4 separate regions of the Mus musculus genome follow, and all the other regions are linked to region 4. The links are chromatin loops, found by intact Hi-C in ENCODE. Cell type or tissue: left cerebral cortex. All regions are shown on one strand.

The links. A loop is a pair of places that touch in the nucleus more often than their neighbours do. Peaks named below come from ENCODE experiments on the same cell type or tissue, not always from the same donor. Only the 100,000 strongest peaks of a DNase experiment are listed, where the experiment ranks them.
Region 1: a loop joins it to region 4, with 4 times the contacts of the local background. A loop is called at or near these places in 2 of 42 quality-filtered maps.
Region 2: it touches region 4 in a loop (2.4-fold over the local background); 4 of 42 quality-filtered maps call a loop at or near these places.
Region 3: a loop joins it to region 4, with 6 times the contacts of the local background. A loop is called at or near these places in 11 of 42 quality-filtered maps.

Annotation. Positions count from the first base shown.
Region 1 is chr13:77,397,680-77,405,679 of GRCm38, reverse strand. The region is part of intron 19 of 2210408I21Rik (RIKEN cDNA 2210408I21 gene); the gene reads right to left. Among named protein-coding and RNA genes, the nearest start is that of 2210408I21Rik, 270 kb to the right of the region's middle. In left cerebral cortex, a CTCF peak has its summit at 4,700; a DNase peak (open chromatin) is centred at 7,835; H3K4me3 peaks cover 497 bases.
Region 2 is chr13:78,096,303-78,104,302 of GRCm38, reverse strand. All of the region lies in intron 9 of Fam172a (family with sequence similarity 172, member A), which reads right to left. Among named protein-coding and RNA genes, the nearest start is that of 3110006O06Rik, 71 kb to the left of the region's middle. In left cerebral cortex, no CTCF peak of the experiment used is centred here; DNase peaks (open chromatin) are centred at 3,969, 4,322 and 5,825; H3K27ac peaks cover 194 bases.
Region 3 is chr13:77,977,889-77,985,888 of GRCm38, reverse strand. The region is part of intron 7 of Fam172a (family with sequence similarity 172, member A); the gene reads right to left. Among named protein-coding and RNA genes, the nearest start is that of Pou5f2, 43 kb to the left of the region's middle. In left cerebral cortex, a CTCF peak has its summit at 3,187 (motif pointing left); DNase peaks (open chromatin) are centred at 3,177 and 3,617.
Region 4 is chr13:78,158,711-78,166,710 of GRCm38, reverse strand. It overlaps Fam172a (family with sequence similarity 172, member A), which reads right to left. Exons shown (of 10, transcript NM_001163419.1): 10 at 471-3,198. The coding sequence ends at 3,056. All of the region lies in intron 2 of Gm38604 (a long non-coding RNA gene), which reads left to right. Among named protein-coding and RNA genes, the nearest start is that of 3110006O06Rik, 8.6 kb to the left of the region's middle. In left cerebral cortex, a CTCF peak has its summit at 3,566; a DNase peak (open chromatin) is centred at 3,534; H3K4me3 peaks cover 1,747 bases; H3K27ac peaks cover 1,471 bases.

The DNA of each region.
Region 1 (8,000 bases), 760 kb after region 4:
TGTACAACATCTAAACAATGGTCCATGGTAATACAAGAAACAGGATCTGTTCTGTTCATTTTCTTAAAGTAAGTTTCCTACCGTGCCTTTCAGATATCTAGCTTTCAGGGGATCCTTACTGATTATATTATAGAGATACTTCTTAAATAGGTATCTAAGAATAAAGTTACTGTTGACTGTACCAGAAATAATATAGAAATTACTTGGGAGTGTGTGAGTAGAGATTTCAAGGTATTTTTCTGTAGTAAATCATTCATTATCACTCAATGCAGACACTTCCAGGCCGTGTTCATGGGAAAGTGAAGCGAAATTCAACAAATGTTTACCAAGAGTCTCTGCTAATATCCACTTATCAGTGAGTGCATATCAAGTGACTTCTTTTATGATTGGGTTACCTCACTCAGGATGATATTCTCCAGATATATCCATTTGCCTAGGAATTTCATAAATTCATTGTTTTTAATAGCTGAGTAGTACTCCATTGTGTAAATGTACCACATTTTCTGTATCCATTCCTCTGTTGGGGGACATCTGGGTTCTTTCCAGCTTCTGGCTATTATAAATAAGCCTGCTATGAACATAGTGGAGCATGTGTCCTTATTACCAGTTGGAACATCTTCTGGGTATATGCCCAGGAGAGGTATTACTGGATCTTCCGGTAGTACTATGTCCAATTTTCTGAGGAACTGCCAGACTGATTTCCAGAGTGGTTGTACAAGCTTGCAGTCCCACCAGCAATGGAGAAGTGTTCCTCTTTCTCCACATCCTTGCCAGTATCTGCTGTCACCTAAATTTTTGATCCTAGCAATTCTGATTGGTGTGAGGTGGAATCTCAGGGTTGTTTCGATTTGCATTTCCCTGATGATTAAGGATGTTGAATATTTTTTCAAGTGCTTCTCAGCCTTTCGGTATTCTTCAGTTGAGGATTCTTTGTTTAGCTCTGTACCCCATTTTTAATGGGGTTATTTGAATTTCTGGAGTAACCTAGAATACCCAGGATGCAATTTGCAAAACACAAGAAAATCAAGAAGAAGGAAGACCAACGCGTGGATACTTCATTCCTCCCTAGAATAAGGAACAAAATACCCATGGAAGGAGTTACAGAGACAAAGTTCGGAGCTGAGACTGAAAGAATGACCATCCAGAGACTGCCCCACCTGGGGATCTGTCCCATAAACCACCACCAAACCCAGACACTATTGCATACACCAGCAAGATTTTGCTGAAAGGACCCTGATATAGCCGTCTCTTATGAGGTAGGCCAGTGCCTGGCAAATACAGAAATGGATGCTCACAGTCATCTATAGGATGGAACACAGGGCCCCCAATGTAAGAGCTAGAGAAAGTACCCAAGGACCTGAAGGGGTCTGCAGCCCTATAGGTGGAACAACAATATGAACTAATCAGTACCCCCAGAGCTTGTGTCTCTAGCTGCATATGTAGCAGAAGATGGCCTAGTCGTCCATCATTGGGAAGAGAGGCCCCTTGGTCTTTCAAACTTTTTATTCCCCAGAAATGGGAGTGGGTGGGTAGGGAAGCAGGGCGGGGGGAGGGTATAGGGGACTTTTGGGATAGTTTTTGAAATGTAAATGAAGAAAATATCTAAAAAAAAATTCAAAAACAAAGAGTCTCTGGTAAAGCAAGCTACTCTGACTTCTGACACTATAAAGACAATCTCTCTAGAACTTCTTGGAACTTAACACAACATTTTATATCTATTATACATGGAAATTTATTTCTAACCTAACATAAATTCAAAATAGAATGTAAATGCTTTTGGTGTGTAAGATGCAACCTATCTATGAATGAGCTTTGAATCTTGTATTAGTTTAAAAGATAGCCACAGGGTTAGAGTGAACAAAGACAGTAAATTCCTGAATTGAACAGAATTTATTTTGTTGTCGTTTCTGATGTAGATGTATAAGGTGTATTTATTACTGCATGATTCACATACATAAATATAATGTAAACACTCTCTAGAAATCGTTTGGAAATCATTCTAAATAAGAATTCAAAGTTCTCAGCTGAATGTAAAGAATGCTTGTGTTTAGTGTGAGATTGCTTTTTTATTTTATTTGCACACTCAAAAGAGTAAACACCATTGCCTGTACTCATCCACTCACTCACTTACTCCGTTAGCCAGCCTGAGAGCCAGCTCTGTCCAGTGTCTCTTTCCATTTCGCCTGACATCTACACTAGAGCTCTAGCTGAAAAGGTCTTTCAAGCATTGTTTCTTCTTGTAGGAAGGGACTCAATGAAAATCTCTATTCAGGTAGGTTCCTTTTCTATACCCAGAGGGAAAACATTTTGCAACAGACTATACTGAAATGAGAGTTAAGCGAACATATACCACATTGCTAAATCTCCACTTGAAGCTTGAAAGTGGCTATGTCTGTTCTCAGCCATAGCTCACCAAGTGCCCTCTGAGTTCACACAGTTCTGATCTGGTTATTATTCATATACATTCTCTGTTACCCACTGTATCGTGGCTTCCTTGATAGTATAGATACACTATTCTCTATTAGTATTCTTGGCAACTTTTATTGTATGCTTGTCAAGATGTTTAATAAATAGTTAATTTGCTGAGTCTTTAAAAATTTTTTGAAAGAGTTTTATATATCCCAGGGTAGCTTTGAACTTACTATGTAGCCAAAGATGATCTGTCTCCACGGTGTTGGGATTATAAGCACACAGCACTATACCTGCTGTGGACTGGACCCAATGCTTTCTGCATGCTAGGCCAGCACTCTCCCACCCAAGGTACATTTCTTAGCCCCAAGATGCTGAAACTTGTATTTGGATTCATGGTAGGAATTCTAGTGATGATGTTATAGATGCATAAGACATAATTCTGTGTTGAAGAGATTTTAATTTCATCTTAGAGGAAATAGCACATTCTCCAATACCTGTACAGAAAATATGAAATAATAAAGGTCACAGAATTTATACCAACGGGGTGCTCAAGAGTTCATGAGCAGGGGAAGAGTGGTTACCTCCAGCTGGTCAAAGGTTAGTGTTTTCAGTGCAGTTAAGGTTCCAGGATAAAAAGACAGCCCTTGCTATAACTGGTCACAGACACATATTGGCTGATAACAATAAAAATCTCAGTTCTGGTTAAGATCTCAAAAATGCACAGACTAAGTCTATAATGAGTGATAAACTCAGTGATGGTACTGTTTAGAAAAGAGAGACATGTATAAATGCAGGGATGGTTGAGAAAGGCTTAAGGGAAACAATGTTTAGCCTTCCACAGGTCAGAATGACATGCCTGAAAAGAGGGATTCAGGCAGAACACCAGGCTCTGATGGAAGCAGAGAATGATGTTTTACAAAGGCTGCCTTTCTCTGTACAAGCTGGCCATCCAGACCTTGTTGTGTAGCACACTGATTCTCTCCAATGAACCCTAAATAGAGATCGACCAGGAGAGTAGATGGGACCTCACACAGTGTAAATAGCACAGAAGGCTGAGTTGCTTTGTTACTGGAAAAATATCCTTAGATACGTTCAGGCTTCTGTTTAGCCAAGGAATGTGCTGGTGTGCCCTCTGCGATGAGGTCAACTCATACAAATTTTTAAGGTCATCTTCCCACATTCTATCTTAAATCTGACCATTGTGAGAAATCACAGTTATATTTTGCTAAGCTTTGATGAAATAGCATATATATATGTATATATACACATATATATATTAATGATATATTTAAAGGTGTGAGAAAGAAATAGGCTGTTTATAATAAGTTAATGTACATTACAAAAATTCATGTTTTTCTTATTCAGAATTTTAGAAGAAAAACACCTAAAACGAGGTTTTATTTCCTGTTCTTTCTGATTTTCTTTTTCTGTTGCTGATGAAAAGCACCTGAAACTTTGGCCGCTGGCCATTTGTTATTGTTATTTTCTCTTTCTTCTTTACAGTGCCAGATGACAAATGTCCTGTGTTCTCATTATTCTTGCCAAAATGCAATCACAATTTATCTTTGACCTTCGTTTAAATTGCTTCAGGATGCACACAAGTGTACCACTCCTCAGTTTCATGTTTCCCTGTGGACTTAACATGTGTAAGCCAGAATTTCACCAATAAGTATATATTGATACGTATACAAAGTGATATACACTTATAACAAAGAGATACACACACTTTGTTAATAACAAGATTTTAAAAAGAAACCATAATCTTAATAATATTATATCATTATATTTTGCTTGTAATGGGCATTGCACAACTAATGTATGAAAAAAAAACAGTAGCCACATGGTGAGACATTCAGCATATTATGAAAAAGTATATGATAAAAATTACCGTGGAAGTAATCTATCATAAGTCCTAAGTCCTAACTAGAGCTGTATCAAGGGATGAGCTAGAACAGGTTAGATGACAAACACTGAATGAGCAACATGGTCCATGTTCCTAGAATTTTGCTGTGACAATCTGAAATAAGTTTTAAAATCCATATGTCATATAAAATGTAAGCTTATAGGTTCACTTTGAAAATGTTCTTGTCATTTGCTTATTTAATCAGAGAACCATAAGATTCTCATAATGAGCTTATTAGTTGTACTTAGAATGCTAGATATCCATTGGAGACACATAATATCCATATATTTATTCATATAAAACATCTTGAAAATTGTAGCGCACATTGAACATATGCAAGACCCACTTTTGTTTTGTGAAATTGCAAATACTTGTAAGTAGCAAGGGTGACCTCCAGTGTGCAAGATGGTTATGCCATTGAAGTGTTCCAGTCACAGAGGCTGCTCTGACCTATTCTGGGTCTGTGAGAGTTGCTAACAATAAGAAGAAAGGAAATTTCCCTTGTCAGAATGAGTTTGTAAGCTCAAAGCAATTACTTCGTCTTGACTTTGCTTTACTTTGTTTGTTAGTTTTACTTAATTTTGAAGCTTATTGTATTGCTTACAACCAAAATCTCAAAAGACCAGGGGAACTAAATTGGTGACTAATGAAAGCTAGAAAACTGCTACCCTTTTGCATGATCTGGTTGGGATTTGAAGTTTTTGAAAGCTCTGAAGAATAAGCTGAATTTATACAATCTGAAATAAAAATTCCAAAGTAATGTTCTTTAAATGTCTCACAGTAACATGAAACAGTAAAACTACTTGATGGAATTCCTGTGCACAGTTACTGACCCATAAAATAGCAAAACTAATAACCACAAAAAACGGAATGTAAGTTTTTCAGAAGGTCATCAAGATCAAAACCTTTTACTGTACATAATATTTATTTTTCTAAAAAGCTAATGGCTTTGCATGTTAAATAATACCATTTCTATCTGTTTCTAATCTCCACACAATAAAACTATCCCACAAAAAGATAAAGAGTGGTGTTTTCTTCACAAAGCCAATCTATCATCATTTATTTATTTATTTATTTATTTATTTATTTATTTATTTATTTAATTTCAGGTGATAGAAATTATATTTAACCACCACAGAATTTTTCTTTGCAGATTAAAAAAAAAAGACTACTTGAAACTTTGAGGGCAATGAGGTTTCATTCAAAAGATTTCATTAGTACAAACCCTGAGTTCTGCTTTAACTAAACAGAGCACACAGAACGTCTAATTAGACGGGTGCCCACCAGCACCACTGCCCTGGTCCGTGTCACGCTCTCCATCAGGAGCACCTACTTTCAAATGTCCATGGTATGAGGGTCAGAAAATTTGCTCCAGGCTGACACTTAGCATGAAAGGTATAAGGCTTAGGATGAATTGCCTTTTATGAATATTCATAAAGATCAATATGGACTTAAGTTCTTAGACAGGGAAAACTATGAATAACTCCATGTGATCTAGCCTGTTTACATGGTTTATAATGTAATTTGGTGCATGTATGCATAAAATGCTTATTGATAATAGCATAAATCATTGCATCATTTAAAATTCACATATGTGATATGTTCAAAGTGTAATAAATTATAAATTATGAAATTCCCAAGAATGTTATAATCATTCTTTTGGACTTGTTATGATTTATCATGACAAGAGTCTGTGTACTACCTGCTAAGAAATGCCTGAACATACCCTGACATGATGGGTCCTAATGGCTCCAAAGGAACCATTATTGTCTATTGTGTTAATACTTTGCGTGCTAAAAAGGATCCACAGAAGACATCTAAGCCAGGCCTTTGTGCATCAGTTCATAATGAGGCCTTGATCTGTTTTGTCAATGATATAGTAGCATTAAGTTCATGTTCTTGACTTCATATGATTATAGTTATGAAATTTTTATCAATGATTTGCTCAGTGTACTCTCTGAGTACTCCCAGAAGAAAACATCCTTTGAGTATCATTAAAATTTTTTCATTTAAAATTTTTATTTTTGAATGTCATATTAAATGTGTTAAATTAATACCTGAAAATATTTGAAGAAAAATTAAATGTACCTTATCAAATTATTCTTTAAAATACTATTTTCTTTTTAAAATCAAATCAGAGTCTTCAGTATCTCCCAAAGATAACTTTGTAAACAAAGTAGATAATTTTTGCTTTCTTTTATAAAGGGTACAAATCAAAATTTTAAGGAGGGTTTCGCCTTAATTTATACATACCAATCAATACATACAGATACTAGCAGAGACTCCACATTTTAAAAAATGCACAAATACTTATTACATTTTATATATTTCTAGCTAAATAAAATTTAAAGACAAAATCAGATTTTGTATTCGTCTCAAAGTAAACATAATACTTGATTACTGTACACTTGGACAAAATTGTGTGTTAGGATGCATTAGGATCCTTTGTTACTTGAGACATCACTCTTGAAGTGTTGATTATCTTTAAATACTATGACTTATGAGGTGGTACATAGTAATAGAAAGGGTATGTATAAAATATCATGTAAATAAGAACTATCAAGAGAACAAATTAAATTACAGCCTGAGCTAACAGTGATAGCTCCATTTTAAGTTAGAGAGGAGAAGAAGCTACTAGGAAGAAACTGACTTCTCTTCCCAGCCCTTTGAGAAAAACCTGTACTGGCAAAATGCCAGCTAGATTCACGGAGCATGTTGAAGATCGAGAATATTTTTTTAAAAGTATCAGATGCCATACTTTTACGGAAGGAATGCTAGTGAGATGTCTTGTCATGTAATTTTATACAAATGCATTAAGTATCATAAAAAGTGGATACAGTGATCTTTTGTGTTATTGATTTTTAATCAATACTTTCTCAGACATGACAGGCTGCCCAGATTTTTAAGTCCGAGAGTATTTTCTGTTTTTAACCTTGGCTCTGTTCTTATGAAACAATGTTTTGGCAAAGTCGGCAATTCCTTAAATGAAGATTATTTTCCCCCTGCCCCTTCTAGGTATCAGGAGACCATTTTTAATTCACTCACCAGGGAAACTCTCAGCGGGACTGGTGTATCGGTAACATAGGAGCCAATATTCTAGCTATCAGTTTTCATCCAGCCTAGCTGGACCTTTACATTACGGCTGCCCCACATTTATTGTTCTTTCACTGCATCTGTCAGCATTTCCTGACAGCACATTACAGAGCACATGGCTACAAAGTCAGTATCAATCAGTCCAAGATCATGCAGATATAAGTAGCCGACTATTGATAATGGGTCTTAAATCAGATCATCACGGCTTAAGCATAAGATTCTTAAAAGACAAGGATCCTAGGGGAACTTCTAGTTGCCTGCACCTGTTAGAAACCCCAGAAAATGGCTTTCCTACTACGTAGCACCTACAATTGCAAAAGAAGAAAAACGTGAATGTGATGAGCACAGACAGACACCCAGTGTAACACACTGCACTCTGTAAAATGAAGCATGGGAGCAAAGGTAGCAAGCAACACAGCTTAGCCGTATCCAAAAAACATAACATCCAAAATCTCCCTTCTCACTAATGAAGCAGCCTCCCGGGGACTGTGTACACCTCACGTGGATAACAGTGGTTGTGTTGTGTTTTGGCGATGTCTACTTCGAAAGCATTTCAACTAGATATGGCCTTTTAACAAGAAAAGTGAGAGAA
Region 2 (8,000 bases), 62 kb after region 4:
CCCCCTTATCCTCTTGGCTCCCTACTCATGTCCCTCCTCCTCTCCCCCTTCTCCTCTGAGAAGCTGGAAGCTCCTCCTGGGTATCCCCCAACCCTGGCACATCAAATCTCTGCAGATTTATAGGTGCATCCTCTCTCACTGAGGGCAGACAAGGTGGCCCGGGGGATCCATAGGCAGGCAACGTAGTCAGAGACTGCCCCTGTTCCACTTGTTGGGAGACCCACATGAAGATCAAGCTGCATTTCTGTTCTATATGTGTGGGTTTGGGGGGGGGGATGCTAGACAGATCTGACGATGCAGTTGTGGCTGGCTTGCAACTTACTATGTAGACCAGCCTGACCTAAAACTTTACAGATATCCACTTTCTTGTGCCTCCTGAGTACTGGGATTGAGTGAATCACACACCCAGTTTAGTAGCATAGATTTGATGTATGAAGAAAAGAATGCAGATAAAATTCAAATGTAAAAAGTCATTTTGGATGTTAAGTGTTCTTGGTGCAGTTTGTTCTAAATGGCAGATAAGAACAGAAGGTTAACGACCTTAAGAGAGACTTTGTTCTGTAACTGAAACCATCCTTAGCATCTGATTAGTAAAAGCAGGGAAGCAGGATTTAATGTCTCAGCCAGATGCTGAGACCATTGCCAGACTTTATCATTTTAAATGCTGGAGAACTTGACTTATAGGAAACAGTTTGGACATTTATTACTTGTTTCTATGATTTAAAAAAGTGACACCTCAAACTGAAAAAAAAAACCCACCCTCTTATACTGTGCAAAATGTTCAAAACCTAGGAAAGAAACCATGGTAATGCATAGACTTATTCTTTTCTTTGTTTTCTAAATCTTTAGAATGTTAGCCAGTCACTGAAGGACATGTGCACAAAGACTTTGCCTAGAGAATAGGAGTTTCCTCCCCTATGCCCCCAAATATCCTGGAAAAGATTAAAAGCAGAAGCTAATATGAAGAGAGAGCACACTTCCTTATGTGACTGGGAAGGACTGGAGGGTGCTGAGGAAGTCGACACCGAGCAGGAACAGGCTGCTCAAATTGTGTTGACTTAACCTCAGAATCTCTTTCCTTCACTGGTGGTAAGGACAGCATTCTCCGTAATTACCACCAGTGTTCAGTTTTTTATATATACAAACAAACCAAACCATTTTGTTCATTAATACTAACATACTCAAAACACAGGTTGTCTCTAGCCAATGAAGTAAAATACAATACTATTGTGGTATAGTATCATAAAAGCTTTCACACTTAATAGAATATCTCCTATTTTTTTATAAGTTTTTAATGTTGTCCTAGTTTATAATTGGGAAAACATATATCTCCAATAGAATACATATGCTAAGTCTGAGGCAATTTTAAGTGAAGTAATTTAAAGTGAAATGTTTTAGTCGTGCTCCTCACTGACGCTGATGGCTTTGTTTTGGGATACAGAATAGAAAACTATTTCCTCAATATATCTTGTGTTCAGCATAAAATATTTAAAATGTCTCATTGCCAAGAGATCTGGTGGGAGTTCATGACAGATGTGTTATTTCTTTTTCTTTTTTTAAACAGTATTATTGTGTCTCATTAGCACTGATGATTTTTACCCATGGCAGAGTGAACTTCTTGAGAGAAAAGAAAAGCAGACCAGCTTCCCCGAAGAAAAGAAGCAACTGGGATAAGATGGAGACAAGGACTTTCAAATCCACCAATGGCCTATCTTGGGTCCCTTTATGCATGCACATGTGACCAATGCAATTTCCTTCACAAGAACCCACAAAGCCTCAGCCTAGAGCATTCTCCAGGTGTTAGTTTAGCTTTGTCATTATTTCCTATTTATAGACTCTGTCTAGGAAAAGAAGACAAATGACTGTAAGTGGGGTGACTGTGATGAAGTGAGGCCTCTGAAGATAAGACGGGACATGGTTGGGGTCATTATCACAAGTGACTTCTCTTTGCCCAAAACCATATTTTTATTTAGTGGAACTAAAATCACTGCAAAGCAAGAATAATTTCTGTCACATATTTCCAAGGAGATGTGTATTACTTTTATTGTAAAACCAAAAACCAAAAACTTTTCATGGCTGTGAGGTTTTTTTTTTTTTTTTTTTTTTAATAACACACTGATGGTGCCAAAATGCTCTCAGAATACACCAAGAACAATATTAGAGAAATTATTTATCTTAAGGAGTCTAATTAGAAACAAGTGACACCATTATAATCAGAGTAGTCACAGGCCTAGAATGTCAGTAAATACCAAGACCATCTGACTCAAATGAAGTTTAAATTTATAAAGTTTCAATTAAAACATCCACACTCTTTCTTTCACCTGATTGCAGCCCCATATGGCAAGGTCAACCCTTGAAGCTAACCAACAGTTCAGTTGCCTCCAGTGTAGCTGTTATCTTCTTCAACAAGGGGAGACATTTGGTACAGCCTAAAGCTGGGGCATGAACCCTGGCAAAGCTTAAGACATTTATCTGACAGCATCAGCTGACACTCCACAAACACATTTGCTCTCCATGACCTCTAAGCATTTGTGATTAATCAAAAATGTATCTTGGATCTTGAGAACAAGCTACAACCAGGCACACACACAAAAAGAATATAGTCTCGATCTTGCTTATCGACTCGAGAGGTATATTGAATTTAGAAATAGCAAATAGAATAGAATGATCAATACGTTCTCACTTGTCCATGGAAGAGCAAACTTTATCCCTCAAGCAAAAGACATTGATCATGTAAATGCTTCAGGACTCCTTTAAAACTAAGGAAAGCAGAATGTACGCGGTGTTTGGGAGTGGGGAAGGAGGTGTAGCAAAGAACAGTTTTTGCTCAGAAATGCATAGCTTTGGAGACCTGCAGTATTATGTTTGTAATGTGTTGTCCTTAAGAAAAAAAACTGCCTGCTCAACTTAAAACCACTTTTAGCTTAGTGCTGCAGAATGTTCTTAATAAAACCATATAAAGGAAACTTTAAAACTTAATGAAGGAACATTCTTTGTGCAGAGAAAACTCCCTGCCTTAATTTAAATGAGCACTGTTATAACACATCCCTTATGCACTGTTTACAATTTATAATTCATAATTTATGCCTCTTGGTTCAAACTTACTATTTTCTACAGTCATCTGCTAAGTAATATGATTAGCATGTGAATATTACAATATTCTGCTTCCCAACACAGTATAATTTAGCATGCTTTTATTTTCATTTGTACTTTTCACTTTCTAATAACAATATTGAGTCCCAAGGAAAGTATTCAGAGGCAGAAGTCATATGCCTCAGCTTTGATAAGATGCAAATCATTTTTTTAAACCTCAACAATTGAACTTATTAAATCCTATTCTTGCTTGATTACCCACTGGCTAGGTTACAGTTGTTCATGATTCTATGGCAGGATTGTTGCACTAAAGGAAAACTACTCATCCTGGTCCCCGTTGGCATGGCAAACAAACTTTCATAGCATGTGATCACTCTATAAAATGGTGGTACTAATTAGAAGATATAAACTCACGCTGAGACATGATATGAATTGGCTTATGCATCTACGAAGCTCACAGCAGTACTAGATATATATGGATGCTGCTTTAAACTACACTAAGCAGAAAGCTCAACTTCTAAAAATGCACTTTAAGAAAGCAAAAGTGATTGAGTTGAAAAACAAAATCCCAGCCCCTTATTTTTGGTTTTGCTTTGAAAATGTTTCCTGTGTGCTTAAAGGTTGCCCACCGCTTCTCCTCCATATGTTTACCTAACTCCGACTCTTCAAACAGGAACTGCAAGTACCAGATAGCACAGCTGTATGTTTTGACATCCATGGTGAAAATGAGCAGAAAATCTAACTGTTCCATATCAAGAAGTATTTTTACTAGTGCTAATGTGCCTTAAATACCTTGTTCCACAGATGAGTGGCCTGGCACCTGCTGCATGAGAAATAGCCAATTACTGTTCAGTGTCTCTAATTTTCTGATTCAATTAGCATGCTTCAGAGCTTTCCAGTTTAATTGCAAACTACTTCACAGTTAGCTCTCTGATTAATCATTGCCCATCTGCAAGCCATAGGAAAACTTAGTGGAACAAATTTGTGTACTTTGGAATGCTGGGAGCTTAGCAAATCAAACTTGTTTTGGTGTATAAAGCTTTAATTTTGTTTGCCCTTTTCAGCTGCACTTGTAAGAAGCGCTGTACTGATTAAACAGGAAGTCTGGACAATAATATGCTACATTATGCATATAATTACTGTAAATACAACCACGATTGTAGAAACATCATTTAAGGTTAGGCACTAACATGAATGGAGAAAGGGGGGGGGTCACAAAAACACATTTGGAATCAATTTCTTTCCATTATGACCAAACACAAACTCAATGGGGGAAAGCTATGTGACTCACAGTGACGTCATTACAGCACCTGTTCCCTGCAGGCATTTAAAATTCCAGCTTTTCATGTATTCATAAAAATCTTTATTTAATTAGTATACTACTAAGTTTTATAAGCTTTGTTTATAAACATGTATTAGGATTTTAAATCAAACTGGCACCACATTGTTTATGCTTCATTTTCCAAGCTTTCTTCTTGTGCCCACTGCATGTATGAATGATAAAAACCAAAACTCTTTTAACAGTGCTTTGTCTGCGTTGCAGAAAATCTTAATCTAAGGTCATGATGCCTTCATTTTTGAACAAGGAGCTCTGGATTGCATATTTTGCCCACTTAAGTGAGCAGGCAGACCACAGGGAAGATTCCCCAGAACCAAGGGGGTGATGTAAAGGTAAAACCTTTTCAGACTCTAGTTCCCAGCTCACATTTGGGGAAGCTGAGGAGGAAGGTGCCACTATAGGAAGATTACCAGTCTCAACTAACTTGGAATGTCGGGATCTCTCAGACACTGGGCCACCAACGAGACAGCATATACTAGCTGATATAAGGCCCCCAACATATATATAGCAGAGGACTGCTGGGTCTGGACTCAGTCAGAAAAGATGTACCTAACCCTCGAGAGTCTTAGGGCCCCAGGGAGTAGGGAAGTCTGATGGGGTGGGTGTGGGTACATCCTCTTGGAGACAGGGGTTGGAGGGTGGGGAGAAAAGGTGTGCGATATGGAACAGTTGGAGGGTGTACCAAGAGGGGGATAAATTTTAGACTGTAAAAAAAAGATTAAAACAAAACAAAACAAAACTTCTCATCAAAGTTTCTATAGATAAGGACTAATTTTCAAAGGCTATAATCTTGGCTCCCAGAACAGGAAGTTTAGCAATCTCACCCTTGTTATCAGTGTCTCACTGAGCACCCACATATTATAGTGGCTAGACCACCATATGTGTTGGATGAAAGAAACATACAGGAAGAGTTCTCAGTTTTCCATGTCATACCACAGTGTTGCTGGACACCGTGCTTTCCTTTTGTAATGTCAGCAGGAGCAGTAATCCCACATCTCATGAATACCTAGCACGGATGGCGAGAAGTGTGCTTTACTAATTCTGATGATCTGAAATCATCATTATAGAACAATAAAATTTTTCTATCATTATGAAGATATTAGGGAAATTCCTAAGAGCCGAAAGCTAAAACCTGATAGCTGAGAAAATAATTTTGAAGTTGAAAAACTCACCGATGCACAAAAGTTTATGTTAAAACTATTTGCAGATAGAGATATTCAGTATTTAGATTTTTTGACTTACATATCAATAGACATATATGAACCCCCTTATAGGTCCTGTTTTGTCTTCTATTAAGGGCTGATTTTAAGCCTCTCTGAGCACTGTAGGCAGCTGATGTAAGAAATGCTGAGAAGGCATAATCTGATTATAGTCACTCAGAGATGTGAATGGGCATAGTGCCACATTCTGCTGCCACGAGCATGGAAGCTACACTGAATCCCCAACTAAGATAAAACTCCAAACTTTATGCCAGGGGCTATAGTAAGATCATAAGATAAGTCAGATAGTAATCTGGCAAAACTAGTCAGGCAAAAAAAATCATTTCTGTATCTCTCTGGAAATAAACAGTTAACTATATTTGGTTTTTAATTTAGGAAAGGGTAAATGGTTGACCCTGCTCAAGCTCCCACCAATTGAGCCTTATGTTTAGAGATAAGCAATGAAACCTTACATATCAAAGGAAAACAAAGAGCTGTCCAAAATGGAATTTAGCCAGAGACCAAACTGGGTCCTGGTACCCATGATGGGTCTCTGAGTTCTAGGTCTTCATCTCTCATCTGCATCATCCCTGCAAGAAGGTCTATGCCTCTGGGTATCAGGCAATATTAATGAAGCCACAGTGGGAGGAGTGAAAACTATTGTGGCACTCAGTCTAAATGCTTAAAACATCCAGATGTGTCTGGACAGAGCAGCACATCTAGGACCAAGAGAACCAGTCTTAGAAATTACAAGTGGGGAGGGAGAGAGGGATTTGGGAGGGAAAGTGGGCAGGGGAGGGAAAGCTAATCTGGTATTGGGTGAGGGAGAAGGACTGAAGCCCTGAGGGCCAGCAGAAAGAATGGAAACAGGCAACCCCAGGAAATAGGAGATTGGGGGGACCCCACAGAATGCACCAGAGATCTGGGAGGTGAGAGATTCCCAGGACTCAAAGGGAGGGACCTTAGATGAAATGCCTGAGAGTAGGGAGAGGGGACTTATAGAGCTCACCTCCAGCAGGAAGACAGGGCATCAAGTGAGGGAGAGAAGGGCCATCTCAGAGCCTCATTTCTGACCCATAATTGTTCCTGTGTGAATGAATTACAGGGATGGAAACAGAGAGGAGCCTGAGGAAAAGAAGGTCCAGAGACAAGGTCCAAAGTGGAATCCAGCTCAAGGGGAGGCCCCAAGGCCTGACACTGAGAAGAGCTCACCAACAGGGATCTATCATGACTGCCCTCCAAAAGACTCAACAAGCAGCTGAGAGTCAGAGTCAGATATTTGTACCCAACCAATGGACAGAAGCAGCAAAGCCCCGTGGTTGAAAGAAGTTGAGGAGAAGGGTGATTTCCCTCCCCTGTAGGAGGGCAAGCAGTCTTATTTAATCTGGACCCCCGAGATCTCTCAAACACTGGACCACCAAACAGCATACACCAGCTGATATGAGGCCCCCATATCACATACTTGAGGACTCCCAGGTCTGTGTTCAGAAATGATGCCACAAAAGACTGGAGGCCCCAGGGAGTTTAAAGGTCAGGTGGGGTGGGGGTTGGGGGCATCCACGAGGAGATCAGGTGGGGTGGGGAGGAGGTGTGGGATGTGGAGCAGTTGGAGGGTGAATGGGGGGGATGGAATATGGAGTGTAAAAAATAAATTAAAAATGAAATAAATTTTTTAAAAATTAAATTTTTACAAAAGATATAATAAAGAGGTGTTAAAAAGAAAAAAATCATCCTGCTGTATAAAAAGAACAGCATATTTTGTGGAAGACTAGTTGATAGAGGATGGCTTTAATATGGCACCAAACCCCAGATGATATTTTTTCTTGTACAGAAAAATTTTTATAAGGATAAAATGTCTAAGATGACAAAACTATAGAAATCAGCCTTCCCTTATCAAAGAAACAGATAAAATTAGGGTACAGATTTTGGAAAGATCAGCATGATAGGAACTACTGTTGGGCAATTTTTTTGTTGTTGTTGTAGGCAAAAGAAGCCAAACCAGGCAGAAGTATTTCAAAGATAACCATGACAAACACAAAAACAATGAACTGCGAATAGCTCTAGGTGCAGTGTGGAGAAGGCTTTTTTTTTTTTAACACTAACAACCTGGTGGAAGCCCTTTTATAAGTATCACCGAGATAGGCTACAAGGAAACGTTCTCAGGTGATCCAGTATGGACTGAAGCCCTGCGCTAAATTTCCATCTGTTCTGGTACGTTTAGGAATTGTTTCCAGTATTTTTTTTTTAAAGTAATATACGTTTTAGTACACAAATTCAAGCTACATTTTCAACTTTAAAGAGGGTGAAATATAAGTGACTATAAAGTTCATAAGAATTTTAAAAAATGAAAATAAAGACATAAAATAGAT
Region 3 (8,000 bases), 180 kb after region 4:
TAATTGAATTAAAATTTCTAGGAGGTAATTAATATTGAAGCTGCTTTTTATTATCTGGGAATGGGTGGGTTAGAGCCTACTGTTCTAAAATTTACATTCTAATAGTTATGAATGCAAAATAATGATGTCATCTATAGTCCAAATGAATTTATAAATTAACATCATGAGTTGCTGAAACTAATTTAAATATTAATAATGACATGGCTGCTCTATAACCTCACAGAGAAGAAAAGAATTAAAGACTACCAAACACAGAAGAAATTATTCATTTGTTGTCTATTAAAGAGAAAAACAGGTGACATAACATAGGTGTGTCACCTGTAGTGTGACATGGAATGACACTGGGATCAAAAACTAAGGCATATAGGGGACAAGGTCTCTGCTACATGCTTATACTACACTGTCCTATCAGTTAGCAAATGTGCCTTTTATTCCTTGATAACAAAATCTAGCACTCTGCTTTCTAGTAACACCTCAGGCTCCAACTTTTGTGTAAGTTGTAGGCTGACAGACCACCAAGGTAGTTTATAAACATAAACTGCTTTAATTCTATAGATGGAATAGCTGTTGTTTCTGTTCTTTTTCTGATCAATTTGGCAGGTCAAGTCAGTCAAATGGTTTCTTCACGTAGAGACTGCCTTACTATGGAAATGAACATGGAAACATTCGTCTTTGTCAAATTATTCAAATTTATTGGTGAATTACATCAAACATGCCAGCTGATGAACATCGAAGTCGTATGTTTTGTTTTGTTTTTTTTTTTTTAGAGAACACTTATGGCTCTAAAAAGATAACATTACAATTAGACTTCCCATTCTGAAGATAAGATATTTGGATAAAAAAAGGTGCTGTGTTATTCAAGAGAGTAATTTACTTTAATCATAAAACTTCAAAGACACCCAGAACAGTGGGAAGTAAGCACGGCCCATGCTAGAGTGCATGGCCCATGCTGGAGTGAGTGCCATGGTTGTTTTCATGCTCTCTGCTGCTCTCTTTGGGGGACCTCATGATGCTGTCTCTAGACCCTGACTGTCACATTTCTTCTTTTCTATGGGCACACTGAAGTCTTCAAATTAACACTGTGTCTCTGGCTTGAGGTAATCAATGATTAGGTATAGCACAGTGTGACGTTCATGTTATTCTTTGCTGTTCTATAACCATCCAATGTCTCAAAAATTAATGCAAGCATATCAGGATCTGAAATTAACTTTTTATAGCCCAAAGCAACATCCTGCTAGAAGAAGAAAAACCTATTATAAATGGGTTGGCATCTGATCACTTGTAGATAGTACCAGAAAATAACATTTCACATTATAAAATGTTGAAGATAATAAAAGCTGTCCCATAATGATTAATCAGTATTTTGCTTATGAAGTGATGAGGTATAACTAGGTGGTGCCTGTTCTTAGTAAGTGACAGATCCATTACCAAAGGTCACGGATACCCTGTTTTGGCTAATATTCTTATGATGCCACATGGAACACATTAGGAAAAGAAAACGCTACACAACGTTTCTCTCTGAACTGCTTACTAAACTTGGAATTATTTTTTTTTAATTATAAAAGCCCATCACTAGTTTATTTAAAAAATATGTATTATTCAATACACACTTTAAGGAATCACTTGGCTGTAGGAGAGACCGCTCACAAGGCAAAGAGGTTGTTGAGTCAACCTAAAGACCCAGCTTTCCTATCTGGAATCCATGTAAACTGAAAGAAGACACCGACTTCATAACACTGTCCCTCTGACCTCCTTATAGATGCTGAGGCACTTGCTCCTGATCAACATTATATATGGAAATAATGAGAATAATAAATAATTTTCTTTAAAAAGTCTAAAGAAACGCTGTGTGAAATTAAAACAGAAAAATCAATCTAAGGCTATACATATATATATATATATACATACAAACACACACACATATATATATATATATATATACATACATATGCATCTTTCTATAAATGCTTCAAAATAATTTCTTTTTCAAGTACTTATTTAGAAAAAGCTAATATGGTATGCTGCAAAACTAAGGACTTTTATTTAAAAGTGTCCACATGCTCATATTCTGGTATTCTACTGGTACTCTGACAAATTTAGGTCCATTAAGAACCTCTTTTTGTCATAATACCAAATGTAGGTCACAAAATGTTAACATAGGCAAGAAAACTTTATTCTAACCTATTATATTAAAAAATCAGCATCTTTCACTAATAAACATGAAGAATGATTTGAGTGTCATTCACAAAATATAGCTAGAGAGAGTATGATATGCTACCAGTTCTGTAATAGATTTAGTTCATTAGCAGAGCAGGGTAGAATTGTTCTACATCCTCAAAGACTTTTAGAATGGGAGGAGGGAAGCGTGGAAGAGACAGGAGGAAGAGGGAGTTTTAGTTTTTACAGCATATAAGAGATGTAACACAAAATGGTATTCATATTCTTAGGAGAGGCAGGCGGTGCCCTGACTAAAAACATGAATATTAAAGTTAGAAAGAGAATTAAGACTCTAAAAGATGATTAGAATAAAGCTGGTTTTAAAACATATTCAAGGTGTAATTATAAATGGTAAACCCTCAGCTAACTACACTGCCACTTAAGCTTCTTTCATGTTGGCCCACAGCACTATCTGTGAGTAGACTTAAGAAATTGAGGAGTAGATAGTGCTTAAAATAGTTCTGATAGGCTACAAGTCCCTCCAGAGCACATGCTAAAAATAACAAACAAGATAACTAAAATACATGTGTATAAACCAAATGCAAAACATGCTATTTATGCCCACCATTCAGGTCCTCCGTGTAACATCCTTTGACCTTTATCCAAGTGAGGCACACTAACTTGTGAAAGCTTTCTCTCACTCTGGCTGGTGAGCAGCACAGCTGGCAAGGGATCTAAACCTCATCACTGGGCAAATTTGCCCTTCTGGTTTTGCCAAGAATGACATTTCCAGTGGGGAGAAAAAGTTACTGTATGGGACACTTGAGACTGTATTTGCGAGAATCTATAGCTTTTCCTGCTTGTTATTCCTATATATCTGTACTAGAAATAAAATGAAAATAACAAAGATTCAAACATCCCACAGCTCTCTAAGTTCAATTGTTAATTAAAGTAAGACCGAAGCAATCAGCTGAATATTTCCACTAATTTCCCAGAGAAGGATGTACTGAGGATAAGCAGTGCCCCCTAGTGTCCGTAACTACAGACTATAGCAACTAAAACTACTTCGCAAATGTTAGCTTAAGTATTAAAATTACAAGTGTGCAACAGATTATAAATTCTTCACTATTCACAACACCTATTTTATATAGAAAGGCGTAACAATCATTCACTTAATATGAATTTGCTCAGGAATGTGTATGAGGATGTACATATGTATGCATGCACACACACACATGCACACACACACACACACACACACACACACACACACACACACACTATACACACACTGATACAGCCAAGATGCCTTTAACAACCCAGGTAACTAGGGAAAAAACTTCCACCCAGAAAACCAGGCAATGAATGAATCAAGTGTGAGCAGGCCCAGTAGAGTAGATCACTCACTGTGAAGACATCCAATAGGAACTGCTGGGTACACAATCCAGGCAGCAGGGCTAATGACTAAAGCAGAATGGCCACTCCAAGCTCTAAAGGTTTCAGCCCCACAGCCAGCTGCAATTAACCCTGTAAAGCGTCTATTCCTGCTGGTGTCTATTCCTGCTGGTAGTGGAGGTTAGAAGAGCTGGACTGAGGAGAGGCTGATCTTAAAAATGCTGCAACTTTTACTGTGTATTCTGCATACTCAATCCTGTATGTAAATAATAAGTAAGGTGTGTCTCATAATAATATACAATATATTTGACATAATTTGTACAGAATTAACGTTGGGATAAGTTTTTGTGGTGAATTTAGTGAATGGAAAACGTATAAGTTGTATTTAAAGGCCTATAGACCATGGAGAGAGTTACAGTGTACAAAAAAGATGAAGCCAGATTTTCAGTCTCTGAACTACACTTCTCTCTCTCTCTCTCTCTCTCTCTCTCTCTCTCTCTCTCTCTCTCTCTCTCTCTCAATCAAAGGAAAGTATCGCACAGAAAGAAAGACTGGAGGACTGGCTGTTATGCAAGGTTCCCTGCATATCATTTGTAAGACCCCCGTGAGTTACTTCTCAATGCAAAGCAGTAACACACACACACATACACACACACACACACACACACACACACACACAGCTTTACAGTTTCAAAGTAGGAAATATAAATGTGCTTTTATGAAGAGCCCTATGTGCATTTCATCTGCTCTGTTTTTAAGAGGAGGGATCAAGACAAAACTTTATAAGACCTGAACAGAATGCCCACAAAAACATTTCAGAGTAGGTGAGCTAAGCCATGCTTAGAATCTTGGCTAAGACAGAAATGGAACCTTCAGTGATGTAAAGTTAGAAAAGTGTTCTAAGACACCTAGTGCCATTTAAAAAGAGCTTCTTTGGTAAGACTTAAAAATCTCAGGGGTTTAAAGAACAGCAACAAATATACACTTGTTATAATGTAGCACTGTTTAACTAACGTACAGAAGGAAATAAAACAAAACCAGGCATTTTTTACATTGTTTACATTAACGCAAAGTTTTGCTGAATTAAAAATTATAAGATTTCCACAAAGATCTCTTCAGGAAACAGAGTTTTGTCACACATTACCAAGAGCCACCTACTTAGACAGGTGACTGTGAAAAGTGACACTTGATCAAGCGTCACAGAGGCTTCTGCACAGTAACACTCACAGCTGGGCTACTACAAGTGCCACTAAGCAAGTGACTTTTTGCAAGTTTTCAACAATCTAAAACATTTATACATAGAAACTTGTTCCATTCATTTGCATTTTTATAAAAATTTATTTTCACAGACATTTACAGTTTTCACCTTTCATCAACTATTACTGATCATTTCAAGAGTTCTAATAACCATACTAGTTGCCTATCTTAAATCAGCAGTATCCAAGAAAAAAGAGTAGGGTTAGCTTTACAGGCTAATATCACCAAGAAACACAGTTGGGAATAAATATTAAGAATGCTTTACTTGCCCCACAACAGTTCTGCATCGGTTTAATGAATGTGTGATGATATTTTTGCTGTAAAAGCAGGGAAAGGTAAAGAGGTCTGGAGCTACGGTGTGAAAGGGAGTGAGCAGCCGCATGAAGCTCGTGTTTAACTTCTTATAGTGCTGGGCAGGAAGACTGATTTGGAAGTCAGAACATCCCTCAAAGGTCAAAAGAAGAGGAAAAGAAAAGGCCCACAGCTCAGAAGCTCGGATGTTTGCATTTACGACCACGATTACGGGTTTTTTCTTTCTGTTATATCTTGATAAAAGACAAGAAAAATGTATATGCAGGAAAGAAGGTCCACTTCTAAGAAGTGCACTTCCACCTGTACCTTTGACAAACCTCTATAAAACGAACAAAGATAATTTCTTTTGACAAGTAGGTGAGAAACAACTACCAACGAGAAGAGTCTTATAACATTCTTTCATGTGGAAAAATAATACAACACATAAGCTGAAGTCAGAAGAAGGCATTTCATTAGTGTGTTTCTGTTTATCCAAATTTTTAATCAGTGCCCAACTCTCCATATATAGATAAAATTTGATAAAATGTCCATATACTTAAATGATTAATAACTATATAACAAATGACCGAGCAAAAGAAAATCAACACCTCTTAATATACCAACAGTCTTGTTCACAATGAATAAACTATAGAACACTTTTCACAGATGATTCCAAGTTAGAACGAACATATAGGGTGTAAAGCACTTACTAGTTTTCTGTTAGAGTTTCTTTAGTAATAGACATTACACGGCATTTGGAGCGTCTCCTCTTTACCAACAAAGCTATAGTTTGTTTATTAATCAATGCACCTCATGTTGGGGCAAGGGATGAGCAGTAGGAGTAGTAATAAAAGGTAGTAAAATATAATAGTATTCAAAACTTAGCTGTTGAGTTTTTAAATTAAAAAGTTAACACACAATTAATAAGTTAACACACAATATAATGGGTTTGTTATATCTATACATGTGCATGTATATATACATATATATTATGCTTTGTTCTTATGATCATCTCCCTTCCTCAGAACTCTCTCTTTCAATCTCTGCTATTATAAGTATTTTAAGCTTATCTTTTTATTTTCTCATGAAAATGATAATTTCACAGAAAGTAGAGTATTTCTTATTAAACTGAGATCTTTAATGTTTGATTTTCCTGATAACCTTAAAAACTGAACTTTTAACATATGGTATTAAAAATTAAGATACCATTAAAATGTAAGCCTTAAGAATCAAATACTGAGTGACATTTCTCCAGTTTAGGTTCACAAAGACATTAACTATGTGGTTTAAACTTGGGAGAAAACAATAAAGTAATTTGACAAAATTTTATGACAGAAAACCTCCTTGATTCCTGTACATTATTGACAGCTCTTTGTAGCTGTTCCTGATCACTTAGACTCAGGACTTGCTCCCAAAAAAGATTTACAGGGAATCTCCTGCAGAAAGTTATTAATTTTATGACCAGTGGGTTTTTTTTTTTGACAGATAAGGAAAGGTATGCCTCAGCATCAGAATTATCTTGTTTGATTAGAGATGAAACATGTAAATATTTAGACTCTTCGGACTTTGGAGGTAAAGTGTTCCTTCCACTTACAACACATTTCATATCAATTGGAAGCTCAAGATATACACTTATTCATTTAGCTCTGCAAGTTTAATCACTAGAGACAAATGAAGTACACAAGATGATGCACATTATATTTTACTTGGTAAAAATGTACAAGCATTTTATCATTGCATTTCTGAGACCTACAATTTACCAAACTGAGATACCTTAAATAAAAAAGCTGCAAGGTAACTTCTGTTTCCACAAATTGGATTCAATTTTGTAGAGCTGAAAATCAAGGTGATTCATTGGCATCTTCATATAGTTTTTTTCTCAAACTACATTATTACAAATGATCAAATTATGCCAAATTATAAATCCCTTTTTACATTTCATAATTTACGCACAACAAAATGAATAAGAATTTTAAGCATTCTCTTAAGCTCTACACACATATAAATCTTATTTTTCAATATAAGTTCACGCTTCCTAATATATGTCATCCACATGAACAGTATTCTATTTATAGATATTGACTGGGCAGGTCATGGAATTTATGTATATGTCTCTTTAATGCTGGAGTTTTTACAGGGCATCTTAAAAATAACAAGTGGTATCAAGAATTTAACAATGGGACCTCTAATATTTTATTATCAAAGTATACCAAACAATTATAAAGCAGAATTATTATGGCTGAGTGGTATTACTGAGAGAAATACTTATATCATGGTATTTTTTTCTCTTAAGTTTAATTTCAATTCTTTTAACAGTGTTCAGAAACTGAGACCCATTTAATGAAAATAAAACAGCATAAAAAGTTATCCCAGTAGTAGTAGGTACTACTAAGCATACTTTCTAAAAACATTAAGGACTTTCAGTACCAAAGTTTAATCATCAACAGCCAAACAATGAAGGTCAGCCACGATCCATTTCTAAATCTTTGCCTTCTATATAAACTCACATAGGCTCTGATGCAGCTGCAGGGTCTGCAGGAGTATAGTGCCCTGATACTGACAGAACCCTGCACTGTCTTGTCAGTTCCTTAGTCCATTGGAAATAAGTTGGAGCTAACAGGCATTTGTCTAAACAAACATGTTGAGCAGACAAAATAAATGTTGTTTTAAGGGCATACCAATAACAAAAATTATTAAGTTATATAACATTCACTGCTCAATTTTTTTTTTATAAATTTGCTTAAAGCGTTAATCCCAAACTCAGGCTTCTGTTGTAACATTATAGGAAATGTTTCCTACAATAATTCTTGCAGTCTGTGGCAGGTTACATGATACGTGCCACCAGTGCCAATGCTGCTCAGCAGCACCTGGAAAGCCACTGTAGAACATAGACTTAAATG
Region 4 (8,000 bases):
TAGTTTATTAGCAGTGCTAATTTAGTTAACACACTCTGTCACCCAACCTCTCAAAGGAGTGCAAGGTTTAGGAAGGAATAGCTAGCTGTAGCATAAATGTAAACAAGGTAGTTTGGAGCGGAACACACTTTGTGGAGCTTTGCTAGCAGTAGTTGGGGAGCAACTTACCAAGCTCCCTTTGGAAATGTACAGTACTGTTTATTTTATAAAACATTTGAAGACAAGTTTTCTAATTTCCTTGCTAAGAAGGTATTTGTATATTGAGGATATGTGGTAAAAATGTTACCTACAAGATATATGTGAGCTTGTGACTCAACTGAAGTTAGGATATTGCCTTACATCAGTAGTAGCAGTAATATTATGTCTTATAATACTGGTGGCCCTGGCCCAGTCACCCGGCTAGCTTTCAGTCTTAACAGCCTCTGTGCAGTTGGTGAAAAACGAACTGAGGAGGAAGACAGAAGACACAGTTGCTTTGTTGGAAAATTTTATTTTAAAATGGTAAACAAGATTATAGGAGGTCCACACTTTATTATTTTTGACATATAAACAAACAAAAATGCATTTCAGGAAGCACAAGGCAGAATTGTGAGAAAAGAACAATTATTACACGTAGATGGTCTAGCAAACATCCATGATGACTTCCAAGGACTGTGTGTTAGGTACCCGAAAAAGCTCCAAAGCTTGAATCAGACTATTTTGAATTTCCAATTTATGTCTCTTTCCATCTATTTACTTTAAGAACTAAGTATAAGATTTATTTTTAAAAAAGCTCACACCTTACCTTTCTACCACTGTGTGCCTAGAATAAAAATAGGGAGAAGGCCAGATGAGAAATATTAACCCTGGCCTCCCTGTAGGCAGGGTACTGCCAAGTGCTTGTTGTTATCCCAAGAAAGCTGAGGTGAATAACATCCTTACACATATACCAACAGCAACCCAATCAACAGGTCAAGAAATCCTACATTGTAAAGAATCATTTGTCACTCATCAGCTGGTGATCTGGGGTGCTGCGCCTGGCTCCCTCTGGGTTGCTATAGCACAGATTCAAAAGTAGTAACAGACATTTACAAAATGTAACTTTGTAAATAGCTCTCTGCTAGACAGAAGACAAGGTTACAATCCAGTGACAGTAAAGTACTCATCCCAAGGAAACAGAGACTTTCTCTGAATAAGGTTTAAGAGTTGCAGAGAGGAACCCGGAGGGCAGGAGCAGGATACTTTTGTTTGGTTCATAAGCTGAGCACTTTAACTCTGCTTTAATTTAGCTGCAGAAGTCTAGCAAATTTAGCCCTGCATAGGTTTTTCCAACCTCTACATGTTGCAAACTCACTTTCTTGTGAACATTTTCACATACTGAAAACACCAGACAATTTATAACATTTGGTAAAATATAATCAATGCACACCAGTGTTTCAAGCCCAGTAACTGGAAAGATATTATTTTCACAGAGTTCACCAATCCTTCTAAAAGCAGAAATGTAAAGGGCCACTATGACAGTTCAATGTGCTTGACACTGTTGGAGTAACATATTTAAACTGCCCAAAAGCTGGAGAAAGCCCCATTTTGGTTTTTCCTAAGGTACTTCTGCCTAAGTAATGTCAGGAGATGCCCAGCCATGGCACTGAGGACTTTACTGTCCTTACAGAATTACTGAATGTATGCATGTGCAAAGAGCATGACATGTTACCAGTTTAAACCTTGCTAAAATCAGTTCATGGGATGAGAGTATTCCTCATGAGGTGGCTGAGCTCAGGTTTTCTTCCCTGTCATTAGCAACTCAGACTCATTTTGCTTATACTGTCTCAAGGTCTCAAACAAGGTAGACAAATTACTTATTGCATTCATTTTAAAAAGGATGGATGTATTAAATCACAATCTCACCATGCACTGGATATAACCTTCACTAATTAAAAATTTCAAGTAATTAATGTCTAATGCTTTAATTCAAAAGCCAGTAAAATGTCAACTTATTTTATCTTCCGCGTTGGCCTTACTGTTGGAATTACAGGGCAGCGCCCTATCACAGGAAGAGAACAGTAAACATTTTGGCCTCAAAAGAGCAACCCATTCACACTACGCCTCTCTTTTCCTACTGCAGATGAAAACTGAAGCACATTAACCCTACTTGGACTTTTGGAAGAAAGAGGTTATGTAGTTTTATTTTCTTGATGATAGTAAAAAAGTCCTGCATCTGACAGGGCACGCTACAAGAAAGGTGAAAGTACAGGTTGTAAGGATCAACAGCCACCACCATCACCCTGCATTGGCGCACACATCGTGTTATATATTTTAATAGTAAGGTCAGTTCTTATAAGTAACTGGAAAATTCACTGAACATGGAGACTTATACCTACATCTAAAAGATCTGTTTATATTTTCCTTTCGACATTCCCTCCTGAAATCAGAGACATAAAGACTGGAGTTCAACTGGGCACAAATGAGGATTCGGATTCGGTACTTCATGTACAGTTTTTTTTTTTTTGGGGGGGGGGGTTGAAGTGAAAATAAGTCGTTATAGGGAGAAAGAACTTGTACTCCCCAAACTACATAGTCCATCATGTTCTGAATTTAAAGTTGGCATTTTTAGGACTCGAGTGTGTGGCTTTGTGTAAAAGACAGAGGCTCATTAGATGACCTGAGGAAAAAACCTGGTTAAAATCAAGTTTGAGGTTTAGAATAAAAGCTTGCTGGGTTTAAAGGGGATTAAAAATGGGCACAATTGAGGCTGGGCAGCGGCGACCGCGCTGCAGCGGGCGGTAGGACCGCGCAGACGCCGCTCGGCCAGCCGCGCCCGCGGATCAGCCGGGCAATTAGGAGCGCCCGGCGCTGGCACTCCCGGCGCTTTCAGCCTCGGTCGCCGGGGCCCACAGTGCGAGGCCCGGCTCAGCCGCAGGCAACTCGGCCGCTGAAGCCATATTGCTTTGACAGTTGCACTCATCTAGAAATAATGCAAAACGCTATTTAGACGGACACATCACGACCCTGCGCTGGAGAAAGAAAGCAATCTAATGGGGGCCAGGAGGCTACGGGCGGCGGGCGGGCGGCTGCGCGCTCACAGCTCCTCGTGCTTGATCCGGTGCGAGCGCCGCGTCAGGGCCGGCTTCTGCGAGCTGCTCTTGGCCTCCGAGGCTTCCGCGAAGAACTTGAAGATAGACGGGAAGCTCTTCCAGGAAGTGAGCTCGTGACGGTCGGTGCCTGCGGAAACACACACCGGGTTACGAGGGGTCGCACGGGTGTGTGGCCGGAGGCGAGGAGCCCACCCTCCAGGCGACTGCACCGCCGCCGGCGAGCTCGCCTCCCGCTCACCCGCCCAGGTTCCGCCTGTCCCTGGTGTCCCCGGGGCGCGCCACCTAGCGCGCCCCCACCCCCGCCCTTCCTCGCCGGGCTAAAACTTGCTCCCGGGGCCCCAGAGTTACGGCCCGGAGCTCCTGGGGCCCCGAGGCCCTCAGGGCCAATCCAGTAGCTCAGCGGGAAGGGCCACTCCCTCTCCCGCCCAGAAACCACCCACCTCTCCAGGCCTGGGATTGGTTTCCCCAGCGTGCAGGATCCCGATTCCACCACACCCACCCCGGAGCGCCTCGGTGTCTTGGCTTCCCAGGCAGAATGGGGGGGAATAGTTCTTTTTCTGGCCTGTCCTAGTCTCTGATGTTGGACACGACTGTCTCAGTGAGGTCACTGGGATCAAATCACTGGAGATATTTAATGAAAGGACGGATTCAAAAGGAGACCAGGGGCCTTGAAAGTATCCTAGGCGGGCCACATGCTTTACAGATTTTAGAACAAATCTAGAAAAGCCAGACAAACCCTGTTTCAAAGCAGAACCACTGAAAGAGCATTTAGGCCCCCTCTTCAGTCGGGGAATTCAGAAAAACGTTAGATTTTCAATTTACCAGGTTATTTTACTACAGTTTCTCTCTGTGGTTTTAATATTGGGTTGAATATTATACACTATTCTTCAAACCAAATGGAACCTTTAGTTTGTGAAAAAGGAAGCAGGTAGCATGTAGGCATGGGAATACACGAAGAAATAATATGGGCTTAAGAAAAAAAATATTTGTGATAGCATATATAATTTAACCAATAACTTCATAATCAATTTTTTAATTAAAATAAAAATAATTACAAATCCTCCCTCATAGACATTAGGAAACAGTTGAAATCTCAACTGCAATCACTCAATTATGCAGAATCTGCTTGGAAGTCTCTGAATTCAGGGCCTCTGATACTTTAACATTGTTAATGATAATTCTTTAGTCTGTAATAGTAGGTCATTGCTATGGTTACTCTACAATGGTGCAACACTTTGCCTTCCCCCTTCAGCTATTCGCTGAGACCTGGTAACCACATTTGTTGCCTAGCAACAGCTTTGTGACAGTATCACAATCTGGGAGATATAACAATAAAGATGCTATGGCTGCACTTGGTTGGCCAGAGAGCAGAAAGCTACAAGTTTGTGCATGTGACTTAGCTGTGGGAGCTGTCCCTACTGGAGAACTCATTTCTTGCCAGGTGCCCTTCACAATGATGTCTTCGCCCCCTCTTCTCTGGCCTTGTGAACTTGTTCTTGGAACTAAGATCCAATATTGAAGTCATCCTCTGGAGACAGAGCCTCCTATAGCACTGTATCTACACTGAAAAATGAGGTCATTTCTCTATTTGCTTACACATTTCTGGAAAAATTCAATTTATTCAGTGGAAGGAATTGGTGAGTAGGTGTTTCACTGGTAAGTCTTAAAGGGCCTGAATAAATTCTAATAATTCTTAACAGAATTCTTAGGAAAAAGTCGGACTTCACCAGTATGTGTGCAAAATTACAAGTTCTTTAAAACACATGAAACATGTTGATACCATTATTGTATTTTGTTTTACTAAGTTTGTCAAACGATGCCCACCATGGATTCCTTTGAATTTGGAGGGAATTATATTCTTAAAACACAAGTGTACAGTTCTAGACATCCTCAAACATGTCTATTTCAAGTAAATGTCATGAATATTTCTAGAAGAAGGCCCTGTCTCTGGGAAGGTTTACGAAGAGTTTGTCTTTTTCTGTATGGTCTACAATCTGCTTTCAGCTCAGTACCAAGTATCAAATTGCACTCCTGATGACAGACTAGTTAATCCGTATTTGTTCTTTTTGAATGACCATCCTCAGATGCAACAGCTATTCCTAAGCACCGAGTGTCCCCCAGTATTAGCTGTCTTTCCTTCCCATATCCTAACCTGCTCACATCTACCATTTGTCCATAAGATCAGCTACACCTGCCAGTGGTGACCAGGTGAGGATCAATTTGTAAAGGTCGTGGGAGTCTCCTCTCACAGTTCCTCTTACTCCTTAAAAACCAATTCAGTCTATGACTCTGGAGAGACTTTGAGTCAATGGGCTCAAGCAATTTTATCCCCCACTTCCCTAGTGACAATCTTTCTGAAGGATGAACAAATGTCCTTGATGATAAAAATCACTCCAAAATTCTTTTTGGTTTTGGCTTATGACAACTCTCTGCACGAGCAGTCTTGCTCTGAAAAGACCATTGTGCAAAGGAGAACTGGGTACATGCAGTTGTTCTGAGCATCTACTCTTGCAAATAAAGATGAAATAATTAGATTTTATGCTTTTATCAGAAGAGGGACAATCAGTAAGTAAAGCAGGTTGCCAGCTGAATTACCTACATTAGGTAACCGAGTTAGGGCAGGGAACAAAGAATTCTTTCCAAAGTAAAGTTGGTAAATTATACACTGAAGTGTAATATAAAATTTTATTAGAAAATATAACATCTTAGATATAGAGTTACAGGCAATTAGTGACTGCTGAAATAGGGTGAAAAATCTGTCTTCCACTGGGGCATGCCCTTGCTAAGTTATTCAGTTCCAAGCACACACACACACACACACACACACACACACTCACAAATACATGCATGTGTACATTCAAGCAGTACTAGATGTCTTGACAGCCTCTATACACACATCCATGCAGCAATAATAAAGAAGAAGTCAAAATTTGAGGATAAGGGGGTAACATGGAAGGAGTTGGAATGGGAGGAAAGATGGGTGGAAATGCTGTGAACAAAACACTCATGTATGAAAATTTGGAAGTACATGTATGAAATTATCCAAAAACTTTTTTAATTTAAGAAATTCTTAAGTTTTGGAAGTGGTCATTGTGCATGTGTTCATGTGTATGCAAGATTGTGTGTGTGCATGTGAAGGCAGAGAAGGGCCTTGGGGGTTCTTTCTCAGGCACTCTCATTTGCTTTGTTTTGTTTTGTTTTGTTTTTGAGACCAGGTCTTTCATTGGCCTTGGGGTAAGCTGGCCAGCTGCTGAATTCCATGGCTCTGCCTGTCTCACTCTGCCCTTCCAGTGCTGGGATTACAAGTGCATGCCATCATGTCTGACTTTCTTTTATGTGTGTTCTGGTGATGAAACTCAGGCTCTTTTGGTTGAAAGGCAAGCATTTTATCAATGGAGTCATCCTCCTATCACTGAAAGTGAATTTTTAACATTCATAAGTAGCATTTGGAAGATACATAACTACAGTCATGTCAGTCTTGGTTTGCACACATCAGTGGGGTTAGAGAATTGGATTAGCTGTTAAGCACACTGTTGCTCTTGCAGAGGACTGAGGTTCTTTTCCCAGGACCCACATGGTAGCTAACAACCACCAGTAATTCAAGCTGTAGTGAATATAACACCCTATTCTGGCTTTTGTGGGACGTGCAGTGCAGAAATAAATTCAGGCAAACACCCATACACATAAATGAAATGAAAATAAACCTTAAAAAATTCCACTGAATATTTTGATAAATTAATATGAAAACCTGCAAAAATAGTGCTCAAAGAATGGCCACTTAAAATATTTATTTTCAAATAATGTGTAAGCATGTGTCTGGGTATGTGCATGTGAGTGCATGCTTATGAGCCAATAAAACAAGCCTTTTTTTCATCAGGTTGCTCTTATTTGGGAAAAAAAGGGAAACTAAGATACCAGCCTATATTCTTGTTCACGTGACCTTAATGCATGTTTTTTCCCCCCTCTGTAGAAACACATATAAATGCAATACTGATGTAGCTGCAAAAATCTTGGTCAAAAATATTTTGGCAGATGTATACTGTTTTGAAGTTGTAACCCACTTTTTTCCCTAGTATTTGTTTTAAAAAGTCAAAAATAGGGGGCTGGAGAAATGGCTCTGTCTTTAAGGAGACCTGAATTCAATCTCAGAATCTGCTCCAGGCAGCTCACAATCACTTGCAACTCCAACTCTAGGGGACCTAATGCCTCTCCCCATCATGGGCAACTGAACTTACATAATTAAAAGTAACAAAAACAAAGTTTCAAAAAGTTAAGAAACATTGTAAAAGTTAAAACATTGTAAATTGAAATTGATTTTTTGGTATGTATTATGGTGCTGGGATTGAGCCCCGGCCGGACCTTTGAACACTTGACTCCCAGCCCAGTAAAAGAAGTGTCATAGTGTGAATAACTATGCACCTCGCACCATCTACATTCTATAACAGAGGGAAAGTCTCTAACAGACAAATAAAACAAGTGATATTTTACACAAACACACACACTTTTGCCAGATATTATGAGATTTACTGGTAAATTATAAGTGATGAATAGAGAGTAGAGATTGAAGAACATTATAATTGTAGAGAAACATTTACCAAAAAAGATAATTCAAAATAATTTCTTGGTTTGATTCATTGTTTTAATTATTACTAGTTACTTTATCTTAATGGCCTAAGATCAAAAGGTTATGGAATAATTCTAACATTCCATGTATAATTTACATGTTAGATTCTGGTTAGAATAGGGAATGTCACTGTTCACAAAGTCACCTCTAAATATGATAGTTTTCTTATATCTTTATTTCATGAAGAACTGTCTATGTCCCCCTATTTTATCTTCTTTGTAGAATAATATATATGTATATACATATATATTCATACACATGCATATATATGTATATACATATATACATATACACATGCATACATA